Regions from separate parts of the Homo sapiens genome. Here region 1 is linked to region 2. Evidence: read pairs that join two places in POLR2A ChIA-PET (ENCODE). Cell type or tissue: A673. All regions are shown on one strand. Links, peaks and the distances in the headings refer to the core of each region. The heading gives the core; the rest is flanking DNA.

Region 1 (15,075 bases), core at 7,921-10,420, 86 kb before region 2:
GGCTGGTGTTCTTGTCCTATGTTTGTAGCCATCCCTAGGTCCAGGGTTCAGGGCTTCCTGTTCCCAGGAGGGTTCAGATAAGAGGCCCCGAGCAGCCACTCAGGCAGAGCCTCTTCCTGGGGAGAAGGTGCTCCCTGGGGCGAGCAAGTGGGCAGGCCTTGGCTCTCTCCATTCCTGAATACCTTCTACTGTCTAGGTAGTAGAACACCTTCTACTGACCCTGGCCCAGGCTCAGATACGGTCCAACCCGGCAGACCCTTCCCGGGGGCCTGTGACGGTCCCAGGCAGGGAGAGCCACGTCGGGGTGGTGGTCACCCCCAGCGCCCTGAACCTGCGAAGGCCCAGTGTAGGGGTGAGCGCGCACCGGCTGGGGGGACGTTGGAGAAGCCAAGCAGAGGCAGCCGGGCGCGCCTTCCTGCCCTCCCGGTGGAGGAGGACGCGGCAGGGACAGGCGGGCGGCCAGCCGGCTTCAGGACGCTTGACAAGGGTTTTGGCTGAGGGTGCGCCCTGGGCTCTGGAGCGCCCAGGTGCCCCGCCACCCACGGGGGGCGTGGTATGGGGGCGTGGCCTGGGCGTGGCCGGCACCGCCTCTTCCCTTTCCTGAGTCCAGAGGGCCCCTCCTGCCCGCCACGTTTCCTTCCTGCTGGGGGGCTTCTGTTCTCCCAGACCGGGTCGGTGCTCTTTTCCCCCGGCGCCCCTCCCCCACCCAGCCCGGGCCTTGCCTGCCGCAGCCACCTTCTTCTCTGATGCTGTGTCCTGGACTTGGTGACAATGGCAAATTGACAAGAAGGCGAGCCTGGGCCTTTCCTGCGGCGACATCCAGCTTCCCCCGCCCCTCCCTGGGTGGGTGCCCACCACACGCCCAGCCTGCCGCGTGCTTATCCAGGCCCTCCAGGCCAGGCCTCCGGGTCTTATGGAAGAAGGCCCCGTGTCTGGGCAGTGCCGTGGCTGTGAGTGAGCATCCGGGGCCAGTCAGATGTGCCGTCTCCGGAGGTCACTTCCATAGTGGCCATCAACAGCTTGGCCAAACTCGGCCGCAGGATCTTTTCCTATCAATTGCAGGATGGACTCTTCCCGCAGCCATGCGACCTGTGGCCCGCGGTCCTGCTCCCTGAGCTGGAGGAGGCTGAACAGAATGAGCAGGTTGAGGCCTGTGGGAAGGAAGAGCCACATCTCCTTCATGTTTATTACCCCCTCCGCAGGCCATAGCTAGGAGGCCTTGAAGGTTTTTTTAAGGGGGAAAGGGGGTTTCCAGAACCACAGCCGGCTCAGCAGAAAGTCTCCACCAACAGAATCTGTGGGCGCACATTCCTCAACAGCTGAAGAAGGGGCTGGAGGGGCTCATGGCATCCCCTCCAGAGGCAGGCCCAGGGCCCTGTGTGCAGTGGGGGGTCCTGCATCTGCATTGTTGTTAAGAAAGTGACATTTGGCTACATGGAGTGACTCATGCCTGTAATCCCAGCACTTTGGGAGGCTGAAGCTGTCAGATTGCTTGGGCCCAGGAGTTCGAGATCAGCCTGGGCAACTTGGTGAAACCTCATTTCTTTTTTTTTGAGACAGGGTCTCACTCTGTAGCCAAGACTGGAGTGCAGTGGCACAATCTCGGCTCACCGCAACCTCCACTTCCCAGGCTCAAGTGATTCTCCTGACTCAGCCTCCCGAGTAGCTGGGATTACAGGTGTGCACCACCACGCCTGACTAATTTTTGTATTGTTAGTAGAGACGGGGTTTCACCATGTTGGCCAGGTTGGTGTTGAACTCCTGACTTCAAATGATCCACCTGCCTTGGCCTCCCAAAGTGCTGGGATTACAGGCCTGAGCCACTGCGCCCGGACTTTTTTTTTTTTTTGAGATGGAGTTTCGCTCTGTCACCCAGGCTGGAGTGTGGTGGCATGATCTCGGCTCACTGCAACCTCCACCTCCCAGGGTCAAGTGATTCTCCTGGGTCAGCCTCCGGAGTAGCTGGGATTACAGGTACGTACCATCATGCCTGGCTAATTTTTGTATTTTTAGTAGAGACAGGGTTTCACCACGTCTGCCACGCTGGTCTTGGACTCCTGACCTCAAGTGATCTGCCCACCTCGGCCTCCCAAAGTGCTGGAATTACAGGTGTGAGCCACCATGCCCAGCCCTCATTTCTACAAAACATACAAAAATTAGCCAGGCTTGGCACACACCTGTAGTCCCAAGTACTCAAGAGGATGAAGTGGGAGGTTCACTTGAGCCTGGGGAGGTAGAGGCTGCAGTGAACCATGTTCTTGCCACTGCACTCCAGCCTGTGTGACAGTGAGGCCCTGTCTCAAAAAAAAAAAAAAGGCAACACTTCTTGAGGCTGCTGGTTTTTCAGCCCTGCTGTGCTGCATGCTTTTGGCGCTCACTCTAATTCACAGGGCCTCGAGGGCGAGACTTCGGCTCACAGCTGTATCCCAGGGCCTAGAACTGTGTCTGACATATACCAGGTACTCAATAAACCCTTGTCACACAAACCCCCAAGAACATTTCACAATGCTTTTCTTTTTTCTTTTTTTTTTTTTTTTTTTTTTTTTTTTTGAGACAGAGTCTTGCTCTATCGCCCAGGCTGGAGTGCAGTGGCGCGATCCCGGCTCACTGCAAACTCTGCCTCCTGGGTTCACGCCATTCTTCTGCCTCAGCCTCCCGAGTAGCTGGGACTACAGGCGCCTGCCACCGCACCCGGCTAATGTTTTGTATTTTTAGTAGAGATGGGGTTTCACCGTGTTAGCCAGGATGGTCTCGATTTCCTGACCTCGTGATCCACCCGCCTCGGCCTCCCAAAGTGCTGGGATTACAGGCATGAGCCACCACGCCCAGCCTTTTCTTTTTTTTCGAGTGCAGTGGCGCGATCTTGGTTCACTGCAACCTCTGCCTCCCTAGCTCAAGCGATCCTCCCACCTCAGCCTTCCGAGTAGCTGGGACCACAGGCACGTACCACCATGCCTGGCTAATTTTTTGTATTTTTAGTAGAGACAGGTTTTTGCCATGTTGCCCAGGATGGTCTCAAACTCCTGAGCTCAAGCCATCCACCCACCTCAGCCTCTCAAAGCGCTGGGATTACAGGCATGAGCCACCAGACTCAGCCTTGTTTCTCATTTATACAGGTAGCGATTGGAGGCTCAGGAAGGGAATTCATTGCCCAAGGTTGAACACTCAGTGGGAGAAGCAGGCCAGGACACAAGCAGGAGGGGCTCCAAAGCTGAGTTTGTTGCTGCAGAGCCTTTCCTGAGGTTGGGGAGGGTGTCTGCAGAAGGAGGCTGGAGACTGCTGTAGAATCACTACTACTGGTGACATCGTTGTTCTTCTCTGACCTGACCCCTGAGTTGGTCAGACTTGGCCATGTGGACAACCCCCTGCTTCTCCCACTCTCTGCTGCCCTAACCTGAGACTGGTTATTCAAGTGTCTTCCTCACTGTCTCCCCCAAACAGGAAGTATTTTTTGATGCTCTTGCATCTGGGGCTGACCCAACACTGCTCATCCCATGTGGTCATTGCTGGCTTACAGGTCAGTCTGGCCCTTGCATTCGATGTTCTGTAAGGACAGAGCTCATGGTGCTGGCTCTGAGAAGGAAACAGGAAGTGGCAGATGGAAGGGTGGGTAGGTGGGTAGGTAGATGAATGGATGAGCCGGCGGATGAGTGGGCAGATGTGTGTGTGTACGGACAGGTGGGTGGATGCATGGATGGACAGGTGGATGAATAGATGGGCAGATGGATGGATAAATGGAAAGGTGGGTGGGTGGATGGATGGATGGATGGGTGCGTGGATGGTTGGATGGTTGGATGGATGGATGGATGGATAGATGGGTGGGTTGGTTGGTGGATATGTGGATACATAGATGGATTGATGGACAAGTGGATGGGTGGATGGATGGATGGATTGATGGACAGGTGCATGGGTGGGTGAGTGAATGGATGGATGGGTCGATGAGTGGGTGAGTAGATAGATGGATGGATGGATGGACAGGTGGGTGGGGGTGGGGTGGGTGGATGGATGGATGGATGGATGAATAGGTGGGTGGGTAGACAGATAGATGGGTGGGTGGATGGCCAGGTATGGTAGCTCACATCTGTAATCCCAGCACTTTGGGAGGCCAAGGCGGGCAGATCACCTGAGGTCAGGAGTTTGAGACCAGCCTGGCCAATATGGTGAAACCTATCTGTACTAGAAAAAAAAAATACAAAAAATTAGCCAGGCATGGTGGCATGTGCCCGTAATCCCAGCTACTTAGGAGGCTGAGGCAGGAGAATTGCTTGAACCCGGGAGGCGAAGGCTGCAGTGAGCCGAGATCATGCCACTGCACTCTAGCCTGGGCAACAGAGTGAGACGTCTCAAACAAAAAAAAAAAGATGGGTGGGTAGGTGGATAAATAGGTGGATGGGTGGATGGGTGGATGGGTGGATGGATGGGTAGATGGATGGGTGGATGGGTGGATGGGTGGGTGGGTGGATGGGTGGTTGGATGGATGGGTGGATGGGTGGTTGGGTGGGTGGGTGGGTGGATGGGTGGTTGGGCGGGTGGGTGGATGGGGAGGTGGGTGGATAGGTGGATGGGTGGGTGGATGGGTGGGTGAATGGTGTGTTCTCAGCAGCAGCCAGAGGACCACTCCTGTCTCCCTGTATATGCTGATTTGCTGGGGTTTCTGGCCAGAAAGAATCATATAGGCTGTCCATAAAACAGCTGGAGAGGTGGGTAAAGTTTACCCTGCAGATGACAAGGCTCAGGGGAGCAGGAGAGCTGCCTTTGAATATTTAGAGGACTGTCCCTTGGGAGTAGGCAAGGACACCCCTCCTGAGCCTCACGGCTCCACAGGTGGACCAAGAACCAGTGGCAGAAGTACCAGGGAGGCAGATGGTTTCTTGAGGCTCAAGCTGCCTGCTGGTTTCAGACACCTTCTCTTCTGGGGCTTCTGCCAAATGGTAAATGGAACCCGATCTTTTTGCAAACTTACATTTTTAGTTCTGAAATTGTTGATGACTCCAAACATTTTTATAATTAACAAAGTGTCTTGGCTGGGCATGATGGCTTAGGCCTGAAATCCCAGTGCTTTGGGAGGTCAGGGTGGGAGGATCACTTGAGGCCAGGAGTTCCACACTAGCCTAGGCAGCATGGTGAGACTCTGTCTCTACAAAAAGTTGTTTAAAAAAGTAGCCAGAAGTGGTGATGCACGTCTATGGTCTCAGCTACTCGGGAGGCTGAGGTAGGAGGATTGCTTGAGGCAGGGAGTTTGAGGCTGCAGTGAGCTGTGATCTTGCCACTACATTCCAGCCTGGGTAGCAGAAAGAAACCCTGTCTGTAAATGAACAAACAAATCAACAAAGCATCTTTTTTTAAAAAATAATTTTATACTTAAACATATTAAAAATTATATTATTGTAATAGAGATAGGGTCTCACTGTGTTGCCCAGGCTGATCTCAAACTCCTGGGCTCAAGCCACCCTCCTGCCTTGGCCTCCCAAAATTCTGGAGTTATAGGCGCAAGCCAACGTAGCTGGCCAACAAAGTGTCCTTTGAATGAAAGCAAAACAGTCATAGTCATAAATGACACAGAGATTTTTTTTTTTTTTTTTGAGACGGAGTCTCGCTGTCACCCAGGCTGGAGTGCAGTGGCGCGATCTTGGCTCACTGCAAGCTCCGCCTCCCGGGTCACGCCATTCTCCTGCCTCAGCCTCCTGAGTAGCTGGGACTATAGGCGCCCACCACCATGCCTGGCTAATTTTTGTATTTTTAGTAGAGATGGGGTTTCACCGTGTTAGCCAGGATTTCCTGACCTCGTGATCCACCCGCCTAGGCCTCCCAAAGTGCTGGGATTACAGACGTGAGCCACCGCACCCGGCCGACACAGAGATGTTTATGATGGGAAGTAACACTGTGCCCCCAACCTCCCCACCCCAGTTTTTCTTCCCAGGGTCTCCCCAAGAGCTGCTTCCTTTGACTCCTGCTGTGTGTAGTTCTGCTGACAATGACCTGGACAGCTCTGCGCCATGCACAGCGTCTCTTTTCTCCGACTTACCAAATTTTAGACACTACTGACTCCTCCATGTGAAAGATGGGAATTCAGCTACATCACATTACCCTACAAACTTTATTGTTAATGTAATTATTTTTATTTCTTCTACTGCTTTTTTGGTAACTTTATTTATTTATTTATTTATTATTTATTTTCGAGATGCAATTTCGCTCTTATTGCCCAGGCTGGAGTGCAGCGGCACAGTCTCGGCTCACTGCAACCTCTGCCTTCTGGGTTCAAGTGATTTTCTTGCCTCAGCCTCCCGAGTAGCTGGGATTACAGGTGCCCACCACTACGCCCAGCTAATTTTCTATTTTTAGTAGAGACGGAGTTTCACTATGTTGGTTGGGCTGGTCTCGAACTCCTGACCTCAGGTGATCTGCCCACCTCAGCCTCCCAAAGTGCTGGGATTACAGGTGTGAGCCACCATGCCCAGACTTTTTTTTTTTTTTTTTTTTTGAGACAGTTTCTCTCTGTTGCCTATGCTGGAGTGCGGTGGCGTGATCTCAGCTAACTGCAACCTCTGCCTCCCGGGTTCAAGTGACTCTCCTGCCTCAGCCTCCCAAGTAGCTAGGCCTACAGGCGCGCACCACTACACCCAGCTAATTTTTGTATTTTTAGTAAAGATGGGGTTTCACCACGTTGGCCAGGCTGGTCTGGAACTCCCGACCTCAGGTGATCGCCCACCTCAGCCTCCCAAAGTGCTGGGATTACAGGCTTGAACCACTGCGCCCGGCATATGTTTTAATTTAATTTTTAAAGACAGGGTCTTGCTCTGTCACCCAGGATGGAGTGCAGTGGTGTGGACACAGCTCACTGCAGCCTCGAACTCCGGGGCCCAATCGATCCTCCCACCTAGTCCTCCTGTGTGACTGGGACTACAGGCGTACACCACGCTGCCAGCTACTTTTTGTATTTTTGCAGAGCGGGGTTTCACCGTGTTGCTCAGGCTGGTCTTGAATTCCTGAGCTTAAGTGATCTGACTGCCTCAGCCTCCCAGATTGCTGGGATTACAGGCATGAGCCACTGCTCCCGGCCCTTGGTAACTTTAAATAATATTCTTTCTGCTATTAGGGAAACAAGAGCCTAGGAGAGCCAGGGTCACAACATCTTAAAACAAACTTCATCTTAAAACTAGTAAAGGACATTCCTTGCCAGTCACATAGTACTGAGATATTTACAAATGAGAAAACAGCTTAAAAATACCTGCAAGGACACACTCCCACAACGATGAAAAGTCCAGATGTTCTGATAGACACAATAATATATGCTTTCAAGATAATTCTACTTATGCTGTTTGTACCTGCATACTAAAATGTCAAGGATAGTTTTCTTTAAATCAACCGAATAATAAATTCTGTCATGCTATCAGCCCACCCGCGCACGTGGGCACAGCTTAGTTTAGTCTTTATACAGATAAGACCCCCATATAAAAAAAACTTAAAGCGGGCGCATTTTCTCTGCTTTCTGAGGTCGTCTCGCTCTGTAACTGAGTGGCTTTCAATAATGAGCTTTTAGGCCAAGTGCAGTCGCTCACGCCTATAATCCCAGCACTTTGGGAGGCCGAGGCAGGCGGATCACCAGAGGTCAGGAGTTCGAGACCAGCCTGGCTAACGTGCTAAAATCCCATCTTTACTAAAAATGCGAAAATTAGCCAGGCGTGGTGGTGGGGGCCTGTAATCCCAGCTACTCGGGAGGCTGAGACAGGAGAATTGCTTGAAACCGGGAGGCAGAGCTTGCAGTGAGCTGAGATGGTGACATTGTACTCCAGCCTGGGCAACAGAGTGAGACTCCGTCTCAAAAAAAAAAAGAATATGTTTACTTTCACACTCACCTCTGACCTCCTCTTGGGAAGACGAGGTTACCGGTGCCTTCCCTTCTCTTCCACTTTCAGATTTCTTCCCGGTCAGCCCCAAACACTGAATGTAAATACGGTCCAACATCAACCTGCAAACGAACACTGACATGAAAGTGCAGTTGGAAAGGATCTCGCAAAGGAACAGAATCTGGTGATCCTAATCGTAATGAACGTGATCGCCGGGTATTGAGAGCTTGCAGGTACCAGGGCTCCGGCACTACGTGTTTCACAGGGGCCACTCGGTAGACCTCTTGGTGACCTTGAGGTCAGGTACCACGTTCCCATTTTACAGAGGAGGAAACTGAGATAACCTACGACAGCGAAAAGGTAGCAGAGCTGGGACTGGTGCCCAGGCTCGCCGAGTGGAAAAGCCCTCGGCCACCGTGGAGAGCTCGCTTCCTGTGGTCTGAAGCGTCGCCCCTGCACCGGCTTCTGCTGCCAAGGATGGCTTTTCCTCACTGGTGCCCACCTACGCTCACTTGTGTCATGTGGTTAAGCCCTTTTGGCAACATAAGACCTTTCCCAAGAATGTGCCTCGGTGCAGAGGAAGACGGTGGGGGCAGGCCCCCTCCCCGGGATGCTCCACCCTCCCTGACCTCACACGGGTGCAACCTGGGCCGTGGCCGAGACCTGCTGTGTGGCAGACAATGGGAAGCCTGTGTGTCGTCCTGGGTGCCGGATTTAGACAATATTTAGCTTTCCCTTGGTGGAAAAGCCTTTCCCCTCCTGCTTTGGGCAGGAACTGGTTCCTGTTGGGCGGGGCCTGGCTGCTGCCCCACCCCCACCCGGCCGGGCACCTTGACCGGCAGCTCTCCGGGCTGCTCCCTGCCTGTGTCCCTGAGCACTGACTCCAGAGGTTTAATCATTAACGGGCACGTTTGGCCTTCGGTCGTGGGCTGGAATTTGGGACCTGTGCCCGGGAACAATGATCTCCGACACATTATTTTGTGTAAAATCACTTTTAGCTGCCATTAGCTAATAAAGCTGGAATAAAGTGAGGTCCATTAACCAGCACTGGCCTCTCGGCCTCTGGGGCTCCTTGGGAGGGACCCAAGGGACTCACCTTTTGAGGACCGTGAAATCGCCGCTAGAAAATGTGCTTACAATTGTGGTCCAGCACTGAAGCTGCTCAGTATGTTTTCAGTCCCCTCTGTGGCAACCCCGTGTGTGGTTTTGGGGACTGGCAGAGTGCCCTGGAAGCGTGCCCACGTGCTGCAGATCCACCAGAGGAAATGCTCGGGAAACGCTGACGCCTGCTTTGCCCCCTGTTTCAGGGTCACCGAATGAGAAGCTGTTGGGATGAATGGCTCCCCCACCCTCCTAGCCCGGGCCAGGGGTCGCCCAGCAGCAATGCCCACCTCCCTTCGTCATGGGAGGAGCTAGTGCTCCAGTCAGCCCTTTTCATCCTGAGCTGTTTGCTGGAAGTCACCAGTGGGTATCCACAGCGCAAGCCTCCTCTCTCTCCTTCCCCCAACCTCTGAGACAGCTGGCTGGATGCTCCCTCCAACCCCATTCCCCTGCCCTCTCCTGAGGACAGCTCTGTCGGGAGCAGGGCCTCCCAGCAAGAGCCAGCAGCTGCGCTGTTTCTGCTGCTCCAGCATTTCGGGGGCAGCTGGCTGGAAGGGTAGGGGCGATTTAGAGAGGCCCACTGGCAGGTGTGGTGATGGGACTCCATGTCTCCCGCATGGGACGCCCCCTCCTCCCTGGGCTTCATTCTTAGGGTCCCCAGTCATTCTTCCCTGGGCACAGCCCTCCCTCTCTGTGCCTCATTAGCTCATCCCCAAGTCCACCCTACAGCTGGTCACCTCCGTCTTGGTGCAGCCTGCCTCCATGGCCCCGCCTGAATGCTGAGTGCCCAAGGGCCAGTGTTGCAAGGGGACCCCACCAGCCTTTCTACAGAGGCAACCAGAACCCTCTGGCCTCTCCCCATCTTCCTGCCCTCCCACATTTCTGCCTCCCTAGCTCTGCCCCCTGCCCCAGGAAGCTGAGGCTGCAAACTCAGAATCTGCCTTCGCCTCTGGTGCGCTGCCAACTCCCCCTTGGGCAGGCCTGTCGCCTGCAGCCTGTGTCTGTGCTGCCCTCCACTGCCGTGGCAGTGCCCAGGCCAACTGGTCGGCATGCTTGGGCTCAGGGACAACTTCACGGTCAGCACGTGGCTGTGCATGGCCTTGGACACCTGGAACGTGGAGCCGGTCAGCCAGCAGCTTTCAGACAGGGAGGGGCCGAAGGGTCCAGGCCACACAGAGGGCCAGGGCCAGCAGCCAGGCACTGGCTGCCACCACCCGTTTTCCCCCAGCAGCCCTGGGCTCTCCCTTGGTGGCTCTGCTCTGTGACTGCGGGCTGGTTCTTGGACCTCGGTTCCCTGCTGTTCTGGGAGGCTCGGGGCCTAGCTGAACTTGGGGCCTTCCTGCCTGCCAGCCCCTGACTCCGGATGGCCAGACACACTCCCAGAAACTCCACCCGGCCTCTTGTTGGCCACCGGAAGGGCTGGCGAGAGCTGCAGGATGCGCACACCCCTATTGAGGGCTTGCCCGCTGCCCCTCTGGGAGCCTTCCTGGAATCCGGGAAATGAAGGCGCTCTCAGGCAGGACACCCAGTCAGATCCGTCTCGTGCAGGGCTCCGGGCCCCGTTCCTGGCCCTGCCAGGGAAGCCAGACCCGGCTGCCCAAGAGCAGACCCTGCCTGCAGAAGCGCTCCCAGGGGAGACAGCCAGGACCTCACTGGGAACAGACCCCCCAGGTTATTTCCAAGCCTGCCCCTCCTTTGCCTCCCTGCTGCCTCCTCATACCCCCCCCGCACCCCGGCTGAGAGCAGCCACCGCCCAGCTTGCCCTGCCATGGTTCTCTGCTCAGGCTACAGCCCCCTGGATTAGAGTGGTTTACTGGTCTCTGCTACTTTTAGGATCAAACCTAAACTCTTAAAGAACTTGACCCACAAAGAGCTGGCTCTGCAGATCCGTGGGGGAAAAGGTAGACTACTCTGTACATAGGGTTTGGACAACTCTCAAGAGAGAAAGCTGGTTTATTTCACATCACTGGGAGAGATCCACTCCAGAGGGATTAAATAACTTACAATATAGAAAATATTCGAGTGTGGGCCCTCCTTCACCCCCAAAGTGGGGTGGCTCTCCAGGGTCATCACTGAAAACACTCGATTGCATAAAAGCCCCGTCGGCTCTGGGCACAGCCAGGAAGGTGCATCTCCCCAGACAAACAAGCTGTATTATCTCCAGCATGTAGGACAGGGAGGTGATGTTCTCCAGATGTTAGGAGCTGCCTCCCACTCCCCGGCCCTGCCCAGGCTGAGTGCCTGCTGAATGCTTTATGTAAGTGCCAAATGGCAGCGCTTGCACCCTGGGGCCGGATGGAACAGCAAGGAGGCCTCGGGCCTGGGTGGGGGCCTTGGGGCCCTGCTAACACCATGGGAGGACCTGTGAGGACCAGCCCTGGGGAATTGCACCTGGCCTCAGGCCCTCCCCTCCTGGCCTGGGACAGAACTGTACAGCCTACTCCAGTTCAGTGCCAAGTGGAGCCACTCCTGCAGGGCAGTGGGCTGGGTAGGGATGCCACATGTGAGCCGCAGTCTTGGCAGGGACCTGGTTAACCTTGCCCTGCACGCAAGGTAGTCCCTGGACACCACAAAGACCAACCGGCTCCAGCCCGGTCCCAGGGAGCTTGTCTCAGAGACCGGCAGGCAGGGCAGGCCCGCTTCAGAAGCTGCCCTGACGGGACATTGCGCTTGTCGAGGCGACACAGACAGACCTGATGCAGCCCCTGCCGCTGCTCTGCGACCCAGTTCCCTGAGCTTGGCTTCTCTCAGCTGTGGACAGGGATAAGAATCAGGGCACCTGCCTCAAGGGTGGCTGTGAGGGTGAGATGGCGCAGCCCAGGTGCCCGGACATAGTCAGCACTTGGGAAGGTGCCCTGGGTGTGCCCCAGGTGCATAGTGCACACAGGGTGGGGATGAGGGGCTCCCACAGGTCTGGAAGATTTCCTGGGTCTGCACTGGGTGGCCTGGGCTGACACGTGGGCAAGAGCACCCTGGCCTGCAGGGCACAGGATGTACAGAAACTCCAAGGCCAGGGGGATGGTGAGAGGCTGTCCCACTACAGGGCCTGGAGAGCCGCTGTGGTCTGGGAGGGACAGCGTGCCAGACTTTCCTCCTGGGAGTCTCCTGGCCTCCTGCTGTCTGTCATGACCGGGAGCCTCCCGGCCTCCTGCTGTCTGTCATGACCGGGAGCCTCCCGGCCTCCTGCTGTCTGTCATGACCGGGAGCCTCCCGGCCTCCTGCTGTCTGTCATGACCGGGAGCCTCCCGGCCTCCTGCTGTCTGTCATGACTGGGAGCCTCCCGGCCTCCTGCTGTCTGTCATGACCTCCTCTGGCTCCCAGAAGGCCTGGGCTAGTTCATTTCCCCTCAAGATTCCCAAGCCAAGGGTGATGGTGTATGCCTGTAGTCCCAGCTACTCTGGGGCTGAGTCAGGAGGATCACCTGAGCCCAGGAGTTTGAGTCCTGAGGAACATCTCTGAAAAAAAAAAATTAATTAAATTAGAAAACGATTCTCCCAGCACTTTGGGAGGCTGAGGCGGGCAGATCACTTGAGGTCAGGAGTTTGTGACTAGCCTGGCTAACAGTGAAACCCCGTATCTACCAAAAATGCAAAAATTAGCCAGGCGTATTGGTGTACGCCAGCTACTCCAGAGGCTGAGGCAGGTGGATCACCTGAGGTCAGGAGTTCGAGACCAGCTTGGCCAACATGGTGAAACCCTGTCTCTACTAAAATACAAAAATTAGCCAGGCATGGCGGTGCATGTCTGTAATCCCAGCTACTCCTTAGGTTGAGACAGGAGAATAGCTTGAAACCGGGAGGTGGAGTTTGCAGTGAGCTGAGATCATGCTACTGCATTCCAGCCTGGGTGACAGAGCGAGACTCCATCTCAAAAATAAAACAAAATAAAATTAAAATTAAAAAAGAGTCTCAAGATGCCCCCAAAGGACTTGGCAAGTGCCTAGTAATGAGGGCTCTGTAAATGTCCGTTTGAGAATCTATCTCGTCTCAAGATTCTCCTCACTCTCCTTCTCCCCGCACTGCTCCAGCGATGCATGAGCTTGGTCCTTGAAGTTTTTTCTTTTTTTCTTTTCTTGTTTGTTTGTTTTTGAGACAGGGTCTTGGTGTGTTGCCCAGGCTGGAGGGCAGTGGCACCATCTTGGCTCACTGCAGCCTCGACCTACCAGGCTCAAGTGATTCTCCCACCTCAGCCTCTTGAGTAGCTGGGACCACAGGTGCACACCACCACACCTGGCTAATTTTTGTATTTTTGTAGAGACAGGGACTCGTTATGTTTCCCAGGCTGGTCTCAAACTCCTGGGCTCAAGCGATCCTCCTGCCTCAAAAGTACTGGGATTACTACTCAGCCTCCTAAAGTACTGGGATTGCAGGCGTGAGCCACCATGCCTAGCTGGGTTTCTTTACAGAAGAGGGAAGTGAGGTTTAGGGAGGAAAGAGTTTGCCCAGAGTCCCACAGCTGGTCCAAAGCCTGTCCCAAAGCCCATTGTTCTCCCATGGGGCAGCCCCGGTTCTGCCATAATTGCTGTGTGTCCCTGGGTTAATCATTTTCCCTCTCTGGGCCTCCATTTCCCCATCTGCAAAACGATGATGTCTGAGGCCCCTTCTGGCTTGGATGGCTCCACAGTGGACTTTCCTGCCTGGTGGCTGTGGCGGCTCCTGAGGAGGGGGCCCTGGCCTCGCAGGGAGGCCAGTCACCAGCTTCGCTACGAGATCCAGCATGCCAGCCCCAAGCCGGATGCCCTTCATATGGATCCTCGACCACCAAATGCTGCAAACTCTTCATGTTACCGTCCCTTCTCCAGGCTCTGGTTAGAGAACCAGCATTCAGAAAAGCTGATCCAGGACTCCCAGGAAGCACAGTGGGGGGCACCCTGGCCTCTACTCCCCTATCCTTTAAGTAGACTCTGCCCCAGCCTGATGAGGTTTTATCAGGGGACCTAACGGGGACCAAAGAAGGGGCTGGTCTTGGCTCCATCCACGGCCACTAAGGATGGCCCCTTCTCATACCATCTCCCAAATTCCTGTGGCCCAGAGTCCCCCCCATGCCTGCTCCCTGCCAGCTGTCAGGGAGCCTGGGGGAGGTCTCCCTCCGATGGTCCCTCCAGCAAACTCCTGCATGCTCAGGAGCGTCCTTGTCCTCCCACAGCCGAGGTCAGGGCCGGTGGTGCTGACCTCGAAAGTGGCCATGGCCATGCCGCCTCTGCTGGCCTGCTCCAGCGGGCGAGTGCCCCACCCTCGCCTGCAGCCCCAAGGTTCCTGCATGCGGGTGCCTACCTGTGAGAGGGCAGAGGGCAGACCAAGGGCATGGCTCAGCCTGGAGGTGGGAGACTCTGATGGCAGCCACCACAGGGGACCACAACGGCAGGGTAGAGCCCACTGTGGGGGCTCCTAGCCCCTACCCTTCTCCAGGAATGTCCCTGACATGGAGTGGCCCAAGTCTGGACCGGGTCATCCTGTCCCACGGGCTTCAGCCGATTGGTCCCCCAGTGGGCCCTGACTCTAGTTGAGGGTCAGACTCTCCTCCTGAAGCCTGATGGGCCAGGGAGGAGCCCCCGGTTTGTGGGGTAGGTATGAGGAAGGGCCGTAACTGCATTGATGGCAAAATGAATATGTTAAGAGTCCACATACAAACCTTTTCTTCAACCTAAAAGTCCATTTTCTCCTGATTTTAGAATAAGTGAAATCATTTCCATGAGCTTCCTGAAATATCACCAGCCCCGGCACTGAGCTGGCTGTGCCTCAGGGAGACATTGACCTGCCTAGAGGTGGCCCCAGTTTCAAGGCTGCAGACTGGAAGGGTGGGCTCCCCTTTCACCTGGAGACACTCCACCTCCTTCCAGGAGAGTCTTCTTTTTGCCTGAGTTGCGCCCGAACTGGTGTCTGAGTGCTGGTGGCCGAAAGAACTGATAGCCACCGTCCCCCCACGGCTGTGACCTGTGAACCCCGCGGGGCCGTATCAGTTTTCACTGCCGCAGCAGGAACGCATTTCACAATTCACCGAGATTCCCCCCAAGTGAGAGAGACGCGATCCCTGCTTCTGTGGATCCACAGCCAGGGGCGCCAGAGATAAAGCTCAGAATTGTTCTTTTTAAAGAAAACCAGGCCAGGCAAGGTGTTGCACACCCACA
Region 2 (15,075 bases), core at 7,093-9,592:
TTCTTCTTTACAGAGCCTCCGGAAGGATCCAGCAGCCATGCCAACACCTTGTCCTTCTCATCTTTGAACCTCTGCTTCCAGAACTGTAAGAGAATAAATGCATGTTTTAAGCCACTAAGTTTGAGGTAAAATGTGACAGCAGCAGTAAAAAACTAACACACTTGTATTGGATGAGGTTGGATGAGATAGGCAAGACTAGTAATAGGGCCTGTGGGCTGTAACGAAGAGTTTTGGTCTTAATACTCAGAGCAGTGGGAAGGTATGAAAGTTTCCATGCTTTTCTTGGGATGACTGTGAAGGGAGGAAGAGGGTGTCATGTGTTTAGATTTGTGTTTTACAAAAAGTGCTTTGGTCATATTTTTGAGAGTTGATTGGAGGGGGCCAGAGTGGACCTGAGGAGAATTGGAGGCATTGTCCTAGTCCAGGTGAGACTTGATGGTGTCTTTGACAGAGGATGGCAGTGGAGGAGGAGAGCCAGTTGAAGGACAAACCGGACAGGAATTGGTGATGCCTTGGACACAGGGTGAGGGAGGAGGCCACAGGAGGCAGAGAGGTGCTGTCCACTTCTTTTTCCTTGAGATGAGGTCTTGCTATGTTGCCCAGGTAGGCCTTGAACTCCTAGACTCAAGTGATCCTCCAGCCTCAGCTTCCTGAATAGCTGGGACTGTAAACATGTCACCGTCATGTCTGCTAAATGTTTTGAAGTGTTGAAGTGCCTCTGGAGCACTGAAGAAGTAAGGTCAGGTTATCGTGTGTGTGTGTGTGTGTGTGTGTGTATGTATACATACACACACACACACACAGACACAAAGCTATTTCTATGTCTATTTCTATTAAAACCATGAGATTACACTGATGCCTCTAATTCCAGTCCAGTGCCACAGGTTTCAGCATGAACATTTTGTTATATCCAGTTATAAAATAATTTGATTCAAAACACTTTTGATTTTGGCCTGATACAGGTGTTATTTCACTTATAAGTATTAAAAATTATTTCTAAATAGAAATCCAAGGACACCCATTCAGTGAATTTCTATCGATTACAGTAGAATCATTTTACATGGTTAAAGATTAATCATTTTTTAAAAACTGAGATTTATTTGCATTGATAAATGAAATCTTTCCTTACAGTGTGAGCCTAGTTCTAGGTTGTCGACTCCTGAAGGGTTCTGTTGCTTTCACACAACAATTTGAATTTGTCCTGGGATACAGTCTTTAGATTGTAGTTAAATTCCACAGTGCTGCCTCCTTTTAAATGTGGTGATATATTTAGTGGCTGTTTTCATCCTCCTTTTAGCTTTTCTTCTGGTTTTAAGAGAATGGCCTATGTGGAATGTCTAATAACCGAAAGAGAAACATTATTCTTCCTTCAAGTTAATTTTGTATTCAGAATACTAGTCCATATTTGGAGAAAGTCATATATAATTATCTATTTGGAAGATTTAATTTTATGGTTACATCAGTAATCCAGTAATTAAAATTATTTTCTGTAATATATAGTGTGTAGATTTGAAGATAAGTCTTAAGTTCACCATGTGAACTGACATACTTACCAGTTAAAATTCCTTACATGCTGTTTAGAACCTCTAGGTGCTGAACTTTTTGGTTAGATTTCATATTTGGTTGATGGTGATATAGTGATATGTCTTAGTGAAGAGAACTAGCAATTTTTATGGCTTCCAGTTTTCCCCAGTTCATGTAAAACATTGTGTTGTTAATCATGTAGGATAAAGAGACAGCAAGAAAATAAGAATAGTCAATTTTAAGGTTGAGCTGGTCCTCATGCCGTTTTTGGATTTTTGCTTTGTTGTATGTAGTTTGTTGATTTGCCTTAAATTATCCGTGATGGATTTCCTTCTTATTCTGTTGCTGATGCAAAGGTGCGAGAGCCACACAGCTGGGAACATTTCTGCTGTTTGGTTTCCTGTCTGCCCTTTGGCAGTGTACGCGGAGGCAGGACTTGATTTGTGCTGGGTCTGCTTCAGCCAGTGACCTAAAAATGTCAGCTTGTGTTTTGCGTTACATGGAGAAGGGGCTATGGTATAGACAGTACCGTTAGGACTTCTGGCATTTTTTCTTGTAAAATTTCTGTCTTTAAGTAGCAGTCTTCAAAATGCATGTAATCAAGTAATGTAAGCCAATATTGTCTAAGTAACAGGGCTTGTTTAGCGGCATGTGAGCCAGGGCTTGAAGTCTTTTAGCAAAACGAACGTGGCTGCAGCCTTTTTCGTCTTTCTAAAAGAATCTTTGTCACCTTCTTTCCCCTTTGAGTAGCTCTTCCTCAGCTTCTTACTCCCACCCTGTTCCTCACTAGAATACTTGCCTCTCCCTTTGTCTGCATGCTGTGTCTGGGCTCAGGGCCTTCTTTCTCTCAGTCCAGTTCACAAGGGCCATGGGGATTCTCTTCCCCTTCTTTCATTATGTTCAAGAAGGCCTAGGTATATTAACTGGGAAAACAAGAAGGCATCAGTAATTACCATAGCACTGAGAAGAGGAATGGAAGGAAAGTGAGACGTGATAATGGAAAGAAAATCCCTGTTTTAGTAAACTTGGCAATCACTAGTTAGGCTGATTAGAAGATTAAAAAGCCATAGGTCAGGCGTGGTGGCTCATGCCTGTAATCTCAGCAATTTGAGAGGCCGAGATCAGGAGTTCAAGACCAGCCTGACCAACATGGTGAAACCCCATCTCTACTAAAAATACAAAAATTAGCCGGGTGTGGTGGTGGGCACCTGTAATCCCAGCTACTCAGGAGGCTGAGGGAGGAGAATCGCTTGAACCCAGGAGGCAGAGGTTGCAGTGAGCCGAGATCGCGCCACTGCACTCCAGCCTGGGGGACAGAGCAAGACTCTGTCCAGAAAAAGAAAAAAGAAAAAGAAAAAAGGAAAAAAAAAAAAGCCATATCGGCAGGACAGCTTTCCTGAGTTAGGGGTCACTAATATTTTAGGAAGAACATACTCACAAAGAAGCTATTTTTGCTTTGAGAAAGTATGACAGATCTGGTTCCTCTGTTTATATAATTGAGAACAGGGACCACGTAACTTTGATTCAAATGTGGGAAAATAGCCACATTTTAATTACATGTTATTAGACCAGTTAGGAAAATGGGAATATATGTAGGGAAAAGATGTAGGAAAACAAGAGAGAAGCCTGGTTGTGTGTTTTATTAGGAAAGGCCGAGGGTGACACAGCAGGAGATGCTGGTCAGAAACAAGGGGCTGATAGGAAGGGAAGGTGAGTCGTGGGGTAAGGGAATGAGTGCGGTGCTAAATTTGGCTAAGAGTTTATTTTGGAAGTAAAACTTATTTCCCAGCAAAAGTTTGTCTTCCGTGAGTTTTGATGATTTGCCAGTTTGTCAAGTGATGACCAGAGGTTTAGAATTTGTAGTGCAGCCAGAGAGCAGGGCATGTTTTTACAAGAGGGCAGAGAAGTGTGCCTGGTCAGAGCTCTGTGTCATGTATCCTGAGCAGAGGCAAGCTGCCTGCTTTCCTGATACCTGTATTTCATAAATTGTTTGATTTATTTATTGCTATCACTGATGTATTTTAGTAGCAGGGAATGCACACTTAAATTGATGCATTCTGTTGAAATTTCAAGGAAAAGTTTTCTCTTTAACTGTTTTGGTACCACTGAATCAGCAATGAGTGCGTGTTTTACAGGCCTGTTTTAGAAGGCAGTGCTGAGCTTGCAATATTGGTGGCTGTGATGGAGGGATAGAATGTTCTCAGTTTGCTTTTATACAAGATTAATAGTGGGCTGCTAAGGGAAGTTTCTTAAGAAATTAAACTTTTTATTTTAGATTCGGGGGTGCATGTTCAGGTTTGTTACAAGAGTATATTGGGTGATGCTGAGGTTTGGGCTTCCACTGATCCCATCACCTGTATAGTGAACACAGTACCCAGTAGGAAGTTTTTCAGCCCTTGCCCCTCCCTCCCTCTTCTTCTTGGAGTCCCTAGTGTCTGTTATTCCCATCTTTATGTTCGTGTGTACCCAAGGTTTAGCTCCCAGTTGTGAGAACATTTAATATTTGGTTTTCTGTTTCTGTGTTAATTTGCTTAGATGGCCTCCAGCTACATCCATGTTGCTTGCTGCAAAGGACATGATTTCATTCTTTTTTATGGCTGCATATTATTCCATGGTGTATATGTACCATGTTTTCTTTATCCAATCCACCATTGATGGATACCTATGTTCGTTCCATGTCTTTGGTATTGCCCTGATGGCAGTTTTAGCCTGTAGAAAATGTATTTTTGTATTTGAGTGTGTGTGTGTGTGTGTGTGTGTGTGTATGCTGTATCTATAGATTAGAACATTGAGTTATCTTTTTCCAGATAAGAAATGGCATTGTATTTGTTTGTTTTGCCTTAATCCAGGTCCAAGGCCATCTTTGGCTAAATTAAGCAGTGTGACATGCATCCCAGGGACAACTTATAAATATCCTGATTTGCCTATAAGTCGATACAAGGAAGAGGTAAAATTGTTTTGTTATACTGTAATTTTGCTGTTTGAATACATGTCTGAGGCCCAATACTTTTGGTTTCTAATTTGAAAGTTACCAGTTGCCAGGTGAACACTTCTGTGGTGTACAAGGTTCTGTGGTGGATAAGAGGAGGGTGTGCTCAGGCCAACCTGCAGATGATTTTGTGTAGTAACCATATCGATGGCTTTTCTTTTGATCTGTGCTTTAATTTCTTTAGTCTTCGCCTGAGTACATCTTCTAACATTTAGTTTATCTAGTCTTTCCTTCCTCAAAATATCTGCAAGTAAACACTTAGTCTTCCCCAGGAGAGCTTCTTGTTTAAATAAACTCACTGCTAAATGTTTTTATGAAGCAAATGACATACCCTAGCATTTCCACTGGGTTTTCTTTACAGCGTTGGCCCTTTCTCTGCCTGTTGATTAATGTAATCAATCATTGACATACCATTGTATTAACAATGCCAGGCAGATGTAACAGTAGGACGATTAAGTTCCTAATTACTTGCGTGTTATTAAGCATCGTTAAGAGTAAGCGTATCGGAACCTTTATTAACTGGAAGAAGGAGTTACAGATAAAACTAGAAATGTTTCAAATTTAATTTTTACTTTGCTTTAGAGTAAATCATGCAACTAAAAATTAGAGGCCAGTATTCAAATTAATTTGTATTTCCTGACCATATCAATTGTTAGAAGGATAAGAGCTTAAATAAGTTTAGAGTGGAGGTCGGGGAGTTCTGGAGGAGGAATTTGAGTGGAGTTTTAAAAATGCTGCATATAATCTGTAAGTGGAAAAGTGGAAGTTACTTGTTTCCAAATATGTCTGGAGGTGGGAGGATCACTTGAGGCCAGGAGTTCCAGACCAGCCTGGGCAACATAGCAAGACCTCATCTCTACAAAACACACCCCCCAAAATTAGTGGAATATGGTGGCACGTGCCTGTGGTCCTGGCTTGGGATGCTGAGGTGGCAGGATGGCTTGAGCTTAGGAGGTCAAAGCTGCAGTGAGCCATGATTGTGCCACTGCACTCCAGCCTGGGTGACAGAGCTAGAGCCTGTGTCTAAAAATAAATAAACAGATATTTAATAGATAAAAATATGTCTGAAGAATTTAAGATGACATTTTAAAACCACTTGAATGTAGTAACAGCTCTTTTTCTCATGTTCAGTAGAATTATTTGCAGATTCATTACAAAATGTTAATAGAAACTTGGGAAGAGTCATAGAAATCTAATTTTACATTTTCATTTTTACAGAAGCAGTTGAGACCCAGGAAGCTGGAGTTAACCTGGCCTGGTTTTTCCACAGCTATCACTAGTTACTATTTTTTTTGTTGTTGTTTTTGTTTTTTTGTTTGTTTGTTTTGAGATGGAGGCTTGCTCTGTCGCCAGGCTGGAGTGCAGTGGCACGATCTTGGCTCACTGCAACCTCTGTCTCCAGGGTTCAAGCAATTCTCCTGCTTCAACCTCCCAAGTAGCTGGGACTACAGGCGCGCTACCATGCCCAGCTAATTTTTGTATTTTTAGTAGAAGCAGGGTTTCACCATATTGGCCAGAATGGTCTCGATCTCTTGACCTCGTGATCCGCCCGCCTTGGCCTCCCAGAGTGCTGGGATTGCAGATGTGAGCCACCTGTGCCCAGCCACTAATTACTGTTAAATAGGTAGTAGAGTTGCATTTAAGTGTGGCAACCGTTTGTCGCCTCCTTGCTCTCTTGTGTTGTGTTTAGAATGGTTAATTAATAACTTTAAGCAATTTGGGAAATTGCTGGTAATCCCAGCAATTTGGGAGGCTGAGGCAGGCGGATCACTTGATGTCAGGAGTTCAAGACCAGCCTGGCCAACACGGTGAAAGAAACCCTGTCTCTACCAGAAATACAAAAATTAGCTGGGTGTGGTGGTACACGCCTGTAGTCCCAGCTACTTGAGAGGCTGAGGCATGAGAATCGTTTGAACTCAGGAGACAGAGGTTGCAGTGAGCCGAGATTGCGCCCCTGCACTCCAGGCTGGGCAACAGAGCGAGACTCCATCTCAAACAAAACAAAACAAAACTTTAAGATGAAAGAAAAATAAATCCTGAAAGACTTCTTAATATAGGTGATACTTTACATTGCCATTTTGTGCTGATTTTGAAAGAATTTTTTAAATTTCTAGGTTGTGTCTTTGATAGAAAGTAATTCCGTGGTGATTATCCATGGGGCCACGGGAAGCGGTAAAAGCACTCAGCTCCCGCAGTATATCTTGGACCACTACGTTCAGCGCTCCGCCTACTGCAGCATTGTGGTCACCCAGCCCCGGAAGATAGGGGCAAGCAGCATCGCCAGGTGGATCAGTAAAGAGCGTGCCTGGACCCTGGGAGGTGTGGTGGGCTACCAGGTGAGACTGGGAGGGAGGGAGGGACTAAGAGAGCCAGCTGTCTCTCTATTCCTTAATTTTATTAAGTTTTTTTCTGTGTAAGTTGATAGTATGTGACCATTTTCTGCTGAAAATTAGTTGTGTCTCATGCCTGTAATCCCAGCACTTTGGGAGACCGAGGCAGGCGGATCACATTAGGTCGGGAGTTTGAGAGCAGCCTGGCCAACATGGTGAAACTCCGTCTCTACTAAAAATACAAAAATTAGCCGGATGTGGTGGTGCATGCCTGTAGTCCCAGCTACTCGGGAGGCTGTGGCAGGAGAATTGCTTGAACCCGGGAGGCAGAGGTTGCAGTGAGCCAAGCTTGCGCCACTGCACTCCAGCATGGGCAACAGAGTGAGACTCTGTCTCAAAACAAAAAACAAACAAACAAACAAAAAAAGAAACCAGCTGCTTATAGAAGAGAACTGTGGCATAATTTTAAAAAGCAGTGAAACAGAATTTCTTGAAAATAAGGCTGGGCATGGCGGCTCACGCCTGTAATCCCAGCACTTTGGGAGGCTGAGGCGGGCAGATCACTTGAGGTCAGAAGTTTGAGACCAGCCTGGCCAACATGGTGAAACCCCCTCTCTACTAAAAATACAAAAATTAGCCAGGCATGATGGCACATGCCTGTGATTCCAGCTACTCAGGAGGCTGGGGTATGAGAATTGCTTGAACCCGGGAGGCAGAGGTTGCAGTGAGCTGAGATCATGCCACTGCACTCCAACTTGGGTGACAAAGTGAGACTCTGTTTCGAAAAGAAAAAAAGAATTTCTTGAAAATAAATTGTAATTTCTTTCCAGTTGAATAGGAAAGCAGTAAGAATTCTCATGCTTATGGCTTTTATAATTTTATCTTTTTAATTATATCTGTAATCTAGAAGATGTCTTGATACACAATTGTTTTAACATAAAAATGTTATAGCAGTGTGATTAGATGAGCCAACCCCTGCCGCCCTCCCCCCAAAAAAGAAGAAAATAATTGACTTGAGAATGTCACTTTTAATTTGGAGCCTGTGTATCTTTCGAAATACCTTAATTTTTCATTCCCTTTCTTACCCCCATTATATTAATAAAATGGACATAACTTTTTTTTTCTCTTTTTTCCTTTCCTTTTTCCTTCTCCAATTTTAGGTAGGGCTAGAGAAAATAGCAACAGAGGACACCAGGCTAATTTATATGACAACTGGAGTCCTGCTTCAGAAAATAGTTAGTGCCAAGAGTTTGATGGAATTCACACATATCATCATTGATGAAGTAAGTGATGTCATCTACTTGTAAAGGTCATATTTATCTCTCTTAAAAAAACTCTCAGAGTATTGTGAACCCTGTCTTTGTGCCTGTCTCAGCTTTCTTTATTTTTTCCTTCCCCTTTACTTTCTGGACTTTTCTCAGTAAGGATGGAATGTTTTTTGATTTTGTTTATATTTTAAACATGAGTTTTTTGGTGGGGAATGTTGTGTTTGAATAACTTTCCCAAGAACTTTGGTACTGGTTCTTAAACTCTTGTGTTTTAAACCTTATCAGTAATTCTGTTTGGGAAGCTTGACTTATTTCTAGAGGAATTAGACACATCAGCAAATAAATAGGATTTGTGAGAGGTTGTGAGACAAGGGTAGGGTGTTTAATAGAGTCTGAAATCAAACCATTTGGGCAACGGGCTCATGCCTGTAATCCCGATACTCTGGGAGGCCAAGGTGGGTGGATCACTTGAGGTCAGGAGTTCGAGACCAACCTGGCCAACATGGTGAAACCCATCTCTACTAAAAATACAAAAAAAAAAAAAAAAAAAAAAAAAAGATTAGCTGGGTGCGGTGGCACACACCTATAGTCCCAGCTACTTGAGAGGCTGAGGTGGGAGAATAACTTGAACCTGGGAGATGGAGGTTGCAGTGAGCTGAGTTTGTGCCACTGCCCTTCAGCCTGGGCAACAGAGTGAGACTGCGTTGGAAAACAACAATAACAACCAAAAGGATAAACCCATTTGGGCAACTGTTTAGGGTAGTGTCTCTGCACTCTATTTTGATGCATGGGATAACGAATAATACAACATATACTCCAGGCAAAGCTGAGTCAGTGCGTTTGTGATCTTATGTACAGGCACTTGGTTTTAAATTATTGTAGGGCATTTGGTGGGAGAGTAGGAGAGGGTGAAAATGATCTACTGTTTCTTACAAAATAGGGTGATATATAATACGGTTCAGAATTTTTCTTTATGACTTATGGTAGTTTTGAATATCTTTATAGTAGGTAGAGACAAATTCAGATTTAATAGATAATATGCCAAAAGATGGCATTATGAAGGTTGTAATAGTTATTCATTGGGCTTTTTAGTATAATTGAGCCCACTTTACATAAAAGGAAACTAAAGTTTAAGGAAGTTCAGTGCTCAGGCCACAAGTAATTAGTGATGTTGCTGGGTTCATCCCTGGGTAGTTTACTCTAGAGGCTGTGGTGCTGGTGCCTACATTTATTTTCTGTGTGTCTGACATATTTCTCTGCCTACGTGGCCTTTGCACACCCATACTTGAGTGACACAGATAAATCCATCAATGCTGTGTTACTGACTATATCCTTTTCTCAAGCTCTGCCTTAATAGCTGAGCAAAAGTTAGCTCCTCTCTTCGAGAGCTTGCCCTACTGGGGAGCGGTAACCAACAGAAGACCATCGCGCCATCACGGCAGCTTCCTGCTCTGCCTCTGTCTGGTGCGGTGTCAGCACCTTGTAGATGCCCCAGGGATTATTTGCTTCATAAATGAATGGACTGGATTCAACTACCTGAAGTTTTAGGTTTACATATAGTATCGTTTGCATTATCTGGGATTATTTGAATTTCAAAACAAATACAAGAACAAAAGTTGAAGATAGCCAGCCAGTTTAAAATGGAATAATGTTTTAAACTTTCCAGCTCTTAAGGATAAAGTAGCTTGGGCCGGGCACGGTGGCTCACACCTGTAATCCCAGCACTTTGGGAGGCCGAGGTGGGCGGATCACGAGGATTTGTGAGATCAGGAGATCGAGACCATCCTGGCTAACATGGTGAAACCCCATCTCTACTAAAAATACAAAAAATTAGCCGGGCGTGGTGGCGGGCGCCTGTAGTCCCAGCTACTCAGGAGGCTGAGGCAGGAGAATGGCGTGAACCCGGGAGGCAGAGGTTGCAGTGAGCTGAGATTGCGCCACTGCACTCCAGCCTGGGCGACAGAGTGAGACTCTGTCTCAAAAAAAAAGAATAAAGTAGCTTGGCCGGGTGCGGTGGCTCACGCCTATAATCTCAGCACTTTGGGAGGCCGAGGTGGGCGGATCACCAGGTCAGGAGATTGAGACCATCTTGGCTAACACGATGAAACCCCGTCTCTACTAAAAATACAAAAAATTAGCCGGGCATGGTGGCGGGCACCTGTAGTCCCAGCTACTCGGGAGGCTGAGGCCGGAGAATGGCGTGAACCCGGGAGGCGGAGCTTGCAGTGAGCGGAGATCGCGTCACTGCACTCCAGCCTGGGCTACAGAATAAGACTCTGTGTAAAAAAAAAAAAGCAAAAAAAAAACCCCCCAAAAAAAACTAGCTTTAAGCAAATCATTCATTCAATAAACTTTTTTTTTTTTTTTGAGTACTGCTATGGAAAAGGTGCCTCCTAAGGGGCTGAGGTTATAAAGATGAGTACTAGGGAGACCCATCTGCTGATGTGTGTATGTTTATGTGTTAGAAAGGCTGGTGTAGGGATCCTGGAGCCAGTGGGTTGCGGGGCAGAGGGAAGATGATGGGTGTGTGAACTCAGAAGAGACTGCCACAAGCTGAGGAGAGCTCACTTTGGGGCTTTTTGCTGATGATAGCCTTGATTTTTCTTCTCAAGTAAAAGAGAGGATGTTTGTGCTGAGGAAATGTTCTGAAGTCAAGTGACAGCATGAGATTTATGATGATGTTAAATACCTTTTAGCTACTGATTTTTGTTTTTCTTTTCTCTATGCTACTTCTCTAGACATCTCCTTCAGTGGGAAGTTCAGAAGATAGTAGGGCCTGGAATAGAATTACTTACAGAATAAATCCTTACACCTCTTACACTGAGGAAAGGAGAACTCCCTCTTTGAAACTTAGTAATTATCTCTCCACTTCGGCTGAGAAATGTCCCAGAATAGAATCTTACCGTCCCCTTGTACATTGATGTTTCCTAAGTTCTAGAGTAACTGGCTTCTTTAGAACAGTAGCAGGCTGCCTAGCCCTTGGGTGCTAGCTGGTTCTGGGGTGGGGCGGGGTGGGGGGGCTGTGGGTCCTGGGGTGGCTCTGACTGTGAGGTCTCTGTCTGAGGAGGGCTGCAAGGTCTGTCTGAGGTGCTGCCTCCCTGACTGCTGTCCCCGAGTGTCAGTGCTACTGACCTCGGGTCCTAACCTTGCTCTGGTTTACCTGTTTGTGACTGACCCAGCTTTTCCAGGACCAGCCCTTGCCCACCCTTGTGAGCTGCAGTTATGCACATCATGGAATGTGTCCTGTAGGGGTCACATGGCTCCCGGTCAGTGTTAGACTGGCACATCTTCTTCCCTGTGCTTGCTTGCTCAGATGACAGTGTACCTGCAGGCCTGGCAGGGGTTGTGGCAAGGAGGGGCCATGGGAGGCTGGCCCAGTGGTTCTCTGTGCTTGAGGTAGGTGGAGAGGTTTCTGGTTGTCACAGTGACCTTGGGCACAGTTGGCAGTAAATGAGCAGGGGCGAGGGTGCAGAACATTACTCTGCCGTCTCTCAGGGGGCCCTAAGGAGAAACACTGGGGGCCGTGACTGAGTGGGTGGTCTGTGGTCTGTTGGCCGATGCTCTTTGCTTCCTCTTAACCAGGAGTGATACTAGCCCCCTGAGGAACTGCATTTAGCAGAGAGAACTGGTTTAGTCCCCAGTCCCCCAGTGGTGCCTTTCTGTCAGCAGTGTCATGTGTGTTGCCTGATGCCATGTGGGGGGTGCCCCCTTTTTTATTTTGTAGGTACACGAACGAACAGAAGAAATGGATTTCCTGCTATTGGTAGTCCGCAAACTCTTAAGAACAAATTCACGTTTTGTGAAGGTAAATTTGATTTCATGAGTAACAGACATATTTAGGATTAAGATTCATTGTTTAGTTTTGTTTCTCTCTATAGTCTGTTGGTGTCTATAGAGCATTCTGGGACCCCGGACAGATACTAAAATCTGAGGATCCTCAAGTGCCTTATATGAAATGGCATAGTAAAGTATTTGCATGTAGCCTATGCACATCTTCCCATATGCTCTAAGTCACCTCTAGGTTATCTACAATACTGAATATAATGTAAATGCCATGTAAATAGTTGCTATACTCTATTTTTTAAATTTGTATTTTTATTTTTTCTGAATATTTTTGATTTTCAGTTGGTTGAATCTGCAAATGCAGAATCTGGATACAGAGGGCTGACTGTATTTTTTTTTTTTGAGACGGAGTCTAGCTCTGTCGCCCAGGCTGGAGTGCAGTGGCGTGATCTCGGCTCACTGCAAGCTCCGCCTCCTGGGTTCATGCCATTCTCCTGCCTCAGCCTCCCAAGTAGCTGGGACTACAGGCACCCACCACCAAGCCCAGCTAATTTTTTGTATTTTTAGTAGAGGCGGGGTTTCATCGTGTTAGCCAGGATGGTCTTGATCTCCTGACCTCGTGATCCGCCCGCCTTGGCCTCCCAAATTGCTGGGATTACAGGTGTGAGCCACCGCGCCTGGCCCAGGGCTGTTTGTTTGTTTGTTTACTTATTTATTTATTTTGAGATGGAGTCTCACTCTGTTGCCCAGGGTGGAGTGCAGTGGTGCGATCTCAGCTCACTGCCACCTCCGCCTCCCAGGTTCAAGCAATTCTCATGCCTCAGCCTCTTGAGTAGCTGGGACTACAGGCACCCACCACCATGCCAGGCTAATTTTTTTTTTGTAGTTTTTGGTATAGATGGGGTTTTGCACCAGGCTGGTCTTGAACTCCTGACCTCAACTGATTTGCTTGCTTTGGTCTTCCAAAGGGCTGTGATTACAGATGTGAGCCACTGCACTTGGCCGGGCTGACTGTATTTTAACAGAAACATTTGAAACTGATGACGCTTAAAATTCATGATCATGTGTAGTACACCAGATCTTGCCAGGAAGCCAACTAAGGGGCATTCTTTTATGAACAGAGTACGGATACTTTTTGGTTATTATGTTGCCTTAAACTCTCATATTTTCTCCAGGCTGCAGAAAATGGTCTAGTTGACTATAATGACATGCTGGGTTTTGAGCTTTGCTTTTGGTTGAATAAGTACCACAGTTTAAAGGTATGTGAATGAAGCTGGGTGGTACAGTGGCTCACGCCTGTAATCCCAGCAGTTTGGGGGGCAAAGGTGGGCAGATTGCTTGAGCCCAAGGAGATCAAGACCAGCCTGGGCAACATGGTGAAACCCCATCTCTACAAAAAATACAAAAACTAGCTGGACATAGTGGTGTGTGTCTGTGGTCCCAGCTACTTGGGAGGCTGACGGAGGATTGCTTGAGCCTGGGAGGTCCAGGCTGCAGTGAACTGTGATTGCGCCACTGCACTCCAGCCTGGGTAACAGATGAGACCCTGTCTCAAGAATTAGCCGGGCGTGGTGGCGGGCGCCTGTAATCCCAGCTACTTGGGAGGCTGAGGCAGGAGAATTGCTTGAAGCCGGGAAGCGGAGGTTGCAGTGAGCCGAGATTGTGCCACTGCACTCCAGCCTGGGCAACAGAGAGAGACTGCATTTAAAAAAAAAAACAAAAACAAAACAAAAAGTAAGTGAATGAATCTGCAGTCCCTGTGTTCGAAATAGCACCAAAGTGCATTGAAATTTGAGAACAGAGTATGTACTAGTATTTGAGAGACGTAAGTAGAGTTAACTGAAAGTTGATGGGAATGATAAATATCATTTACTTCTTATTTGAACAAAAAGGAAGAAGGTGTGAACTAGGCCAAAATGGCGAAGGGTTTAGAATAATTGTGCAGTCTAAATAAGTCTACTCATAGGTCGACCTTAACCCAGCTGTGCTAAGCAGAGGTCTGTGGGAAACAGCTTGATAAAAGGCCGCATGGTTGGGTTATTCAGTTATTCTATGATGGGGCTGCTTTGGAAAGCAGTTGCTTTCTAAACCATAAAGCATTTTGTCTTCAAGTGTTTATTTGTTGAGGAAAACATTTCTCTTTCTCTTTCCCATGTCCCCAGGTGGGGAAGCTTCTGCCTTAGGATGTTCATATTTTCACTGGGTGGGTGCTGAATGAATGGAACTCGACACTTGCAATCAGTTGTCTTATTGCTTGAGGTGACTATGAAATGAATGAGAGAATTTGGCTATTTCAGTCCTTTTTGGAATCTTAACCAAGCTGCCATTGAAGATTATTCACATTGAGACCTTTCTTGAATGTCATTTAAGACTCTTCTTTTTTACTCAAGTCAGAATAATGAGTTGGTTACACATTTTTTAGTTTTCAATGGTAAAAAGAGTTAGACAAGTGTTAGTGGATTAACAAAACCCTACACTGATGGACATGTTGGTAAGGAATTTGGTACTTATAAGTTGTAAGATATGGTTGGTCAGTTTCACTGTGTTCATGATTTATTAACAAATACGTGAAGCAGCATATTTTCTCGATATAGAAACTTATATGGTACATGTAGTTGGGCCAAGAAATTAGACACCATATTCTAGGTGGTTTTGTAAGAGGTTTTTAAAAAACTCTCAAAAAATCTGTATCAGCTTTTAAAGAGAGTGCCGCTGTCAAGAGGACCTGGGTGTGGGGCACGGGCACATGGGCTTTAAGGCCTCCCCTTTCCTCTCCCCCCAACCTTTAGGTCCCTGTGGTTCCCCCGACCTGGCTTCCTCTCACTGCCTCCTCTATACCATCCTCCAGCCACTGACCTTGTTGTCACCTCTTGCTGACTGGACTCAGCTCAGGCCCACTCCAGACAGGCAGTTGTCTTGGGTGTCTGCTGACTTGCCTGTTTGGAGAAGAGGCAGAGGGCTGCCGGGGAGGGTGGATGAGGGAGGCTGGTGGCCAGGCTGAGTCCTGCTTGCTCCCTGCATTCCAGGCTTGGCCTCTTGTTTGCAGGCTGCACTCTGTGTCCTGCAGTTCACTGGCCTCGTCGTTCCTTAAAACCCAGTTTAGAGATCATTTATGGTGACTGGGGTGTGTCCCTTAGGAGCCTCTCTTCCACTCCAAGTGGCTTCTGAGAGCATTCTTTTT

The links. Peaks named below come from ENCODE experiments on the same cell type or tissue, not always from the same donor. Only the 100,000 strongest peaks of a DNase experiment are listed, where the experiment ranks them.
Region 1: POLR2A ChIA-PET joins it to region 2 with 7 read pairs; 3 of 35 experiments call an interaction of 5 or more read pairs at or near these places.

Annotation. Positions count from the first base shown.
Region 1 is chr14:103,871,488-103,886,562 of GRCh38, forward strand. It overlaps LOC105370689 (a long non-coding RNA gene), which reads left to right and starts at 600. Exons shown (of 3, transcript NR_188198.1): 1 at 600-1,974; 2 at 5,908-6,108; 3 at 7,917-8,891. RefSeq lists silencers at 305-674, 685-744 and enhancers at 985-1,164, 8,465-8,759, 8,618-9,300, 9,984-10,665. In A673, for the core only: no CTCF peak of the experiment used is centred there; a DNase peak (open chromatin) is centred at 9,074.
Region 2 is chr14:103,958,706-103,973,780 of GRCh38, forward strand. It overlaps TDRD9 (tudor domain containing 9), which reads left to right. Exons shown (of 36, transcript NM_153046.3): 3 at 4,374-4,471; 4 at 6,628-6,849; 5 at 8,004-8,126; 6 at 11,836-11,916. Among named protein-coding and RNA genes, the nearest start is that of RD3L, 24 kb to the left of the region's middle. In A673, for the core only: no CTCF peak of the experiment used is centred there; no DNase peak of the experiment used is centred there; H3K27me3 peaks cover 635 bases.